2 separate regions of the Homo sapiens genome follow, and region 2 is linked to region 1. Evidence: read pairs that join two places in POLR2A ChIA-PET (ENCODE). Cell type or tissue: PC-3. All regions are shown on one strand. Links, peaks and the distances in the headings refer to the core of each region. The heading gives the core; the rest is flanking DNA. Region 1 overlaps HSF2 (heat shock transcription factor 2). Region 2 overlaps PKIB (cAMP-dependent protein kinase inhibitor beta).

The links. Peaks named below come from ENCODE experiments on the same cell type or tissue, not always from the same donor. Only the 100,000 strongest peaks of a DNase experiment are listed, where the experiment ranks them.
Region 2: POLR2A ChIA-PET joins it to region 1 with 5 read pairs; 2 of 35 experiments call an interaction of 5 or more read pairs at or near these places.

What each region holds. Positions count from the first base shown.
Region 1 is chr6:122,403,048-122,407,452 of GRCh38, forward strand. All of the region lies in intron 1 of HSF2 (heat shock transcription factor 2), which reads left to right. Among named protein-coding and RNA genes, the nearest start is that of HSF2, 5.6 kb to the left of the region's middle. In PC-3, for the core only: a CTCF peak has its summit at 2,584; no DNase peak of the experiment used is centred there.
Region 2 is chr6:122,650,745-122,655,104 of GRCh38, forward strand. The region is part of intron 2 of PKIB (cAMP-dependent protein kinase inhibitor beta); the gene reads left to right. Among named protein-coding and RNA genes, the nearest start is that of PKIB, 43 kb to the left of the region's middle. In PC-3, for the core only: no CTCF peak of the experiment used is centred there; DNase peaks (open chromatin) are centred at 1,917 and 2,567; H3K4me3 peaks cover 1,213 bases; H3K27ac peaks cover 3,469 bases.

The DNA.
Region 1 (4,405 bases), core at 70-4,069:
ACCTTGAGTGTAAGGCAAGGGAAAAAAAACTCTTACCAATTGCGTTTTGGAAAACGCAGTTGGTAATATCTCTAGATAATATCTCTGGAGACGTACATAACTTTAATTTTCCTCGAAATTTGCAATATGACAAAATTGAAAAGGGAAATAATACCTCTCACCATTAAATACAAGAATATAATAATCTGAACAATTGAAATTATACTTAAATATGTTATTGACTCTAAAATAATAGAAATGCCTTAATTCCAGACAGTCTTTAAGAAAGCATAATGTGGCTAGGCGTGGTGGCTCATGCCTGTAATCCCAGCACTTTGGGAGGCCAAGATGGGCAGGTTGCTTGAGCCCAGGAGTTTGAGACCAGCCTGGGCAACATGGTGAAACCCTGTCTCTACAAAAAAATACAGAAAGTAGCCAGGTATGGTGGCGTGCATCTTTAGTCCCAGCTACTCAGGAGGCTGAAGAGGGGAGATGGCTTGAGCCCATGAGGCAGAGGTTGCAATGAGCTGAGATCACACTACTGCAAGCCAGCCTGAACAACAGAACGAAATCCTGTCTCAAAACAACAACAACAAAAAACAGAAAGAAAAGAAAGTATGTTTTACATATTTCCATTTTCTCCTTACTCTTCTGAAAAACAAAAATGAAAAGTTTTCATTTTTTTTAACATTTCCTTTAAATGTAAAATTTTATATAACTGTTCTTGGCTTTGGTAGTCTGTTGTCAGAATCAAGTACAGAGATTGTACTGTCAGACGACCTAAAACTGTTTTAAATCTTAAGTGTCCTAAAGAGAGGGCACATATTAGCTTGGAAGCAACTGGTGAAACTTGATATTCAGAGACAAGGCCGTAGAGGTTAAATGAAGTTATATAGTAAAAAACAGCCTTTACGAGTTAATGAAATGTTACAACCAACGTATGCTGAAGTGAAGCAGTATAAAAGAAGGAAAGAACTGGAAGGTCATCCTTTTGTCAGTGTTGTTACCTTTGTCTCTGTTCTTCAGATTGTTTGAGAAAATGAAGTGATTTCCACCAAAGACTTCATACCCAGCTTTCCCCCCTTTTTGTGCCCTTTGGCATTCTCTGCTTCTCTATCCCCCTCATGTCAGCAGAGATGAATTAGGAAATAGGTAGGAGGGAGAGAGAGCAAAAACAGAATTTTTCCATTGTTTTCTAGCTGTTTTGGATGAATTTGAGCAGTAGGCCCTTGGACTTCACAAAGTGCTAGTATTGTTTTGAACATCCCAGCAACCATTGCATTATATTAGTATTTCAAAGTGAAAATAAGAAAGACTACAAGTGTGGGAGGATGGGGGTAAAATCCAACTTAGATGGACCTGCAGAAAAGTTGAAAGATTGATTTTCAAGTATTTTTATTTGTATATATAAGAGAAAGAATGAGCTAAAGACTCTAAAAGAGTAGCTGGTGCATATTAAAAATTATAGATTAGCAAGCCACAAATTTCTGTTCCGAAAAATGTTTTAAAGTAATGTGGCTGAAGTATTAGATTATTAGGAATATTTTGAGTGTTCTAACAAGAGTGCCAAAATTAATTTGGAGAGTAACGACTGTTTCTACTCTTTGGACTCTTGCCAACATTTGTGGGTAAGGTTTAAGGAGAAGGTGCCTATCTTTCCCACCTCACTCAGTAGTAGTTTTCTCATCCTTGTAAAATACTTAGGGAGATTCTGTGTTGTATTGCTTGAACCTCACAGGTTTAAAAGACAGGAAGGTGAATTTTTGCACTCAAAGAAGTTATTTACTAATTTTAGAATAGAGACTGAGGGAATACAATAAGCAGAGATAGAGTGATATGAATGAATAAGGAGTGTATGTGAGAGAGAGTGAGCACAGGTATAGCAAGAGATTATTGTCATCTCCCTATTTTATATAATCAAATAGTTGAAATTCTAAAAATTCAGTTTATTTGGCCAAAGATTAATTTAGTCAGTCACAGGTATTTGTTATGAATCTGTTATGACCTAATATTGTGCTAGGTATCAGGAATTCATTCAGTAGTGAACCAAAGTGCCTACCTTTATGGAGCTTACATTGAGTGGTGGATATCAATAAATAGTAAGCAAATACAAGCTGGGTATGGTGGTGCATGTCGTAGTTCTGGGTACTGGGGAGGCTGAGTTGGGAGGATTGCTTGAGCCCAGGAGTTTGAGGCTAGCTTGGGCAACATACTGAGACCCCTGTCTCTTAAAAAAAAAAAAAAAAAAAGTAAAAGCAAGCAAAACACAATCAATATAATTTCAGTTAGTGATAAATGCCTTTAAAAAACACCAAGATAAACTGTGTGTCGGTTAAGATGCAATCATAAGTCAGAAGCCACAGGTATTTTCAAGAGGGTAAGTTTAATAGAGTTACTGACTATATCAGGGAAATTAAAGAAAATTAAAAGAATACAAGAATAGTTTTAAGAAGCAGCCACTACTGATAGGGCTGAGATAGAGTGCCCAAGTAAGAACCTTTTTTGCCAAGGCTAAGATTCTTACCTTATTGGAAGGAATATGGCCATGACTCAGTAGCAGAGCAGTCACTGGTGTTGCTCTGGTGGAACTTACTGGAAATGCATCCTTCAAAACTTGGTGGGAAATATGCCCTCTAGGTCACGGGTTGGCAAACTGTAGTCCTTTTGCCAGCTGTTTTATAAAAAAAAGTTTAAATAGAACACAGCTATGCCCAATCTATTTACATATTGTCTGTATCTGCTTTCTCACTACAAAGGTAGAGTTATGATGTTATAATCTGCAAGCCTAATTTACTATTTGTCCCTTTAAGAAAAAGTTTATAAATCCCTGTTCTGGAGTACTCTAAAAAACTGTTTATGGGGAGATATCTTGTTAGAGATACTCTGCTTTGAAACCTCCCAAGGGAGAGGAAGCACCAGTGAAAGCTGATGGTCTTTGAGTGTTGCTGACCACCATTAATATCAAGAGCTAGGCACTGGAGAAGCTGCCTCCACTGCAGAAGCTTGCCAAGGATACATGAGTCAGGAACAAGAGCTCCTTTTTCTTGTAATATCTCTCTTTTATCCCCTGCTGACAGAACTTAACATCATGGCACCTAGAAAAAGAAAGATATTTATTTAAGGAACCAAGCTCTATGCTTGTAGAGCAGACAATGAAGAATGAATTTGGAGCAATAAATTGATAACTGGCCCATAAACAGACTAGGATTTGTGAATATTTTAGGTAAGGTGATGAGGAAAGCCTCTCCAAGGAGACGATGTTTGAGGAGAGATCTAAATGATTAGAAAAGATGGGCCAAAGGGGAATGACAAAAGGTAAGGCCTTGAATGTGGCTGTTCAAGGAAGCAGGAAGGCCCATGTGATTAGAATATCTTTAGGGAATTAGGAGAGTGAGAGTAGGGAGGTAGGCAGGAGCAGATGGTATAGGGCCCTAGATCTATAGTAAGAAGATTGGAAATGAGGGGACCAGTTAGAAGACTATCACAGTTTTCCTGTATGGTATTGAAAATATTGATGGCTGAGACTAAGGTAGCAGCAGTCAAGGTATTGAGATGTAGCTTTGAAATCTTTGAAGGCAAAGCTGCAGGATTTGCTGATAAATTGATAAATTGGCTATGGTTGGAGGAACGACAATTAAAAATGATTCATAAATTTGGTTTGAACTACAGGATAAATCCATTTGCTGAGGAAAGATGTTAGAGATTCTTTTTGGCATATTAACTTTGAGATTAAAAATGGATCTCTAGTAGTATTTGAAACAACTTGAAAATTGTTTAATTTTTCTTAAATTTGACCATGCCTAGTCATATGGCCACACCTAATTTCAAAAGGGATGAGGAAGTGCAGTGCTAGAAAAAAAAACAGGAGTATTTTTGAACAGCTTGACTGACTTCCACACTCCAAAATGTCCAAGTGGAAATGTTGAATAGGTGGTTGAGTATAAGACTTTGGCATTCAGGGTGGAGTTTAGACCTTGTAACTGGTAAAGCCAGGAGACTTAATGAAATCATCTTCTGTGAAGATAGAAGGAACCAAAAGATGTATTATTCCAACATTTAGAGAGTATGAAGACAAAAGCCAGCAAAGGAGGCTGAGACGGAACAGTGAAAAAGAAGGAAAATCAAGGGAGTGAACCCACAGAAGTTAATGAAAGAAAATGGCTCAGGAAAGAGATCAACTGTGTCACATGCTGTTAGGAATATTCTTGTATATCTCTCCTGGTGTATATAAGCAAGAGTTTCTCTAAGGTCTGTACACTCATGTGACTTGCTGGGATATAGGATATGAAATGTCTAACCTCAAGATAGTGTGAATTATCTTCCAAAGAGATCACACCAGCTTATTCCGCTATTAGCCATGTATGAGATTTTCTGTTAATCTGCCTCTTCAAAACTGTGTATTAGTTATCGTTCTTACTTTTTACCA
Region 2 (4,360 bases), core at 361-4,360, 250 kb after region 1:
CTCACCATCATGATGAAATGTGTGTCCTAAGGACTCTCCTGGGGTATGTGAGCAGGTCTTACATGATAAATTTATTCTACTATTTCGATCTCCCTCTCTAGCCTTTGGATAACTTCCTCTTCAGTGTAGCAAGGCAGTTAATTCTGGCATTTGATTTCATTTAATGTAGACCGCCTTGTAGTCCATGTTTCAGCCAACGAACCAAACTGTTAGAGCCTTTTCTAACCCTTTGAGCTAAAATACTGAATCCAGAATCTCTGCTTAGTGGGATGATATCAATAAATTCATCCTAATTCAACTTTATGGGAATTTTACTATGGTGGAAGGCCCTACACAAGCCAAATAGACGAGTGAAACAAGATGTGGTGGGAATCATTACCCCTGCATCCTTCAAGTCCTTGATGGTGGCACTAATCCCTATAATCCCTCTAGGAATGCACTTGATAGGAAATGATTTATGTGATTCAAGTTTATGTTCCTTCCACAATTATCCCACATACTTAATATTCATTTACGTATTCCCCAGATTGTATAAATTGGAAAACTCATGCAATTCGTTTGGTATGTAGCACACTTCCTTGTGGACTACACTTTGTACCTTAATCTTTAGGGCCTGCTGGTACTTGAGTCTTGTTATAAGTCTAGAAGCAAAGAGGGGTGTCAGGGATAAGTTCTGAGGAGAATCAACAGGGTCTTGCAAGACACCTACCTCAGGAGCAGCCATTACTGGTTCTTTAGGCAACGCAGAGTTAACCTCAGACAGGGGTGAAAAGATTTTTCTATTGGCAAATAAACTCATCAGAATTTAGAGATTTGATGTCACAAGTTTGAGTGGGATTTCCCATATGTCCCCATTCTAATTTTCAAGATCCCATTTGTTCTCAATCAATCCTCCTACTTTAACAGGAGAAATTCATTTTGTGTTGTAATTCAGCAACACACAGTGTGAGAGTCTGGTTTTGAAATCTTAGCCCTGTGGTTATAGGAGATAAGGATTTGCTTTTGGGCAGACACAGAAGTATTCAGGTTATTTATACAGAGCTTGAACAGGAAATTTCAAGCCCTGAGTTTATCTTTTTCTTTCCATTTTCCATAGTACAGTTGGCAGCAACCTGCCAATTTCATCATACTCTTTAGTTTGGCTAAAATGCTCTAAGGCATGAAATATATGGTCACCTAAAACCTTGCCTTTTACAAATATTTGATTATGAGTACTCAGTGGTGATATTTGTGTTTCTCCATTGCCACATCATGCCATAGACTACCAGTACCCTCTTCACAACTGAGAATTGTCTTTAATACCTTTAAATTTAATCACATTAGAGAACATATTCCAAGAATAACAGAACCAAACCAATTCATAAAGCTTATCCTTAAAAATTCTATTCTTATGGAACCACTCTTAGGGCAGAAATCTGTATGGGTCAGTCAGGGCTCCACCAGAAAAACAGAAATTGCTCTGACATAACTTTAGGTGCAATTTATGGAGAATGTACATGTATGTATATACATACCTATATATATATGTTGTGTGCATATATGTTGGTTTGTGTGTGTGTGTGTGTGTGTGTGTGTGTGTGTGTGTGTGTGGAGAGAGAGAGATTTATTGAAAAGAATTGATTTATGTGATTATGGAGGCTGGCTGGGCAAGTCCAAAATCTTTAGGGCAATCTGCAAGCTGGGAATTCCTTGGAGGAAACTTAAGCTGCATGTTTTCTTCATCAGGGAAAGCACTCATCTGTTCTTTTGATGATTGAGTCAAACCCACCCAGATTATTGATGATAATCTCCTTTACTTAAATCAACTGATTATAGATGTTACATATATCTACAAAATTCCTTTACCACACCACCTAGATTAATGTTTGATTGAACAACTGGGGCCTATGGCCTAACTAAACAGTAGTTTAACTTTGCTCTGGATGACTCAGAGTCATCCCACATGTAGGCAGATGTAGGTGCTGTGTCCACAAAGATTGAAGCTAATTATCCGCACAGGCTCTAGAACTTGGTTTCTTGAAGAAGTTGTAGGTAATAATCTCTTTTTCTTTAAAACATAGAATGAAATATTGCGGCCACAAAATGCTCCTTGGTAGCATGATTTGGCTCTTCCCCCGGTTCCCCATCCCCCACTAAGATTTAATTGAGGTGGTCTTTTCTCAACAGATTTTTGTTCATTCTTCAGAAAATTGCCTGTGGTCTATTGTTATTAACCTCTTTGAATTGACACATCCATAACAGAGTGGGGTCATCCTGATCTTTGGGTCCAGGACCCTTTTCAATTGTACTCATGTATTGCTGCCTGTGCAGGGGCTAATTCTGCTAATAGGTTTGGAGTTTGGTTTTGTTTGGCTAGTCAGGAAGAATTCTAGGATTGGAAAGTTCCAGAAAACTGGTCCCTGGATAGCTGAGCTTTCTCAGTCTATTACTTAAAATGTTTAAAATGTACTAAAAAGAAAATAATGAGGTTGATACATGACTAGAGTGATCTCTTGGCTGAGTGAAAGGAGCACATTCCTGGGTGAACATTTGATTAGTCATCATCAAGCAAGGTGAAAGGGCTTCCTGGATTGTTTTTCCAGGTGACTAGCATCTCCACCCAAGCTCTTGTGATTTGCTTATGTGGAATAATGGTGTGTGTTGGGCTGTTCTCCTCTCTTGCATGTGTTCTGGCGACCAAGAGGAAAGACATAAATTGCTCCGACAGGATTGCAGGTGCCAATCTACAGCTGTGAGAGAGATTTTTATGAAGAACCTCTAGAGCAGGTTTTCTGATGTTTTATCATTCAAACCTGGTGGGGCGGGATGAGGTGGGGGGAATTTGACTCCGAAACATGTACTTTATTCTCTCTATTAAACTCAATGCATTTTCTTTAATGTAACTTGAAGGGATTATTTGAAAAAAAAAAAAAAATTGGAGTTAAGGGGCTTCCTGGCCAGGCGCAGTGGCTCCCGCCTGTAATCCCAGCACTTTGGGAGGTCGAGGCGGGCGGATCATTTGAGGTCAGGAGTTCCAGACCAGCCTGGCCAACATGGTGAAACCCTGTCTCTACTAAAAGTACAAAAATTAGCTGGGCATGGTGACGCACTGTAGTCCCAACTACTCGGAAGGCTGAGGCAGGAGAATGGCTTGAACCTGAGAGGCGGAGGTTGCAGTTAGCGGAGATCGCGCCATTACACTCCAGCCTGAGCAACAGAGAGAGACTCTGTCTCAAAACGAACAAACAAAAAAGGCAGGGTGGGGGCATCCTAACAATCAACAGTTCCCTCTTTCACTGGCTGCCTTTCCCCGTCTCCAATTATGGTCAGCAAGATATGCACCTCTATTTTATTTTAGGCCAGATAATGTTAGTGCTTGAAGCCAACCTGATAGTTTCCATTGCCTCGTCTAGTCTTTCTTAAGCCCTATCTTTATGTTCTGCTCTGTCAATAAGATGAAGTGTGAAGAATTTAGGGTTTGGAGTCAGACCAGGGTTTGGATTCTTCTTAGGAGGTTAGCTGATTTCCTCATAAAGACAATGTAGATAATTCAGAGCATTCTGTTGGAATAAGATCATGTTTGTGTAAAGTGCATAGTACAGGATAGATGCAAAGTGTATTTTCCTTGCTGCCAACCCTCCATTTCCTGAACACAAAAATATGGGAACAAATAGGATTTTGAGTGGAGATGAGAGTTGTCCTTCCTGCCATTTCTTCCAGTCCTTTAACTGTGACTCCATATCTTACATGCTAAAGGTAAACTCACACAAGTTGCTATTTACCTCTAGAATATTGTTTGTATTAATAATGGGCATTTATTGAAGGTCTGCTATGTACAGGGTTCTTAACCAAGGCTAAGTAGGACCATAAATATCGGTCAATATTATTATGCGATTGCAGATTTTAAGAATGTAAACCTACATTTTGGTGTTCTATCCTCAACTTTCAAAAACAGAGGTAAGCCTTATTCCCAGTCATCAGTTGTTATATTTTTCTGTACTGATTTACTCATAACCTGTCTGAATATATTACACTAGATTTCTATTTTTTTAACTTCATACTATTTCACAATTTTAGTGTTAGAAAGAGAAATGTATCTTAATACTTCAGATTTTTTTCTTGTAGGAGAAAAATATGACTCATGTTAGGTCACTTTTTGGTTCATTCTCCTAATATAATTAGAAACTTAAATTACTTTTGGCCTTCATGTTTTCTCTCCTGCATTTCAGTTAATATTCAGAGATTTTTTGTTTGTTTGTTCATTTGTTTTTGAGACAGAATTTAACTCTTTTGCCCAGGCTTTGCCCAGGCTGGAGTGAAGTGGCATGATCTCAGCCCATTGCAACCTCCACCCCCAGGGTTCAAAAGATTCTCCTGCCAC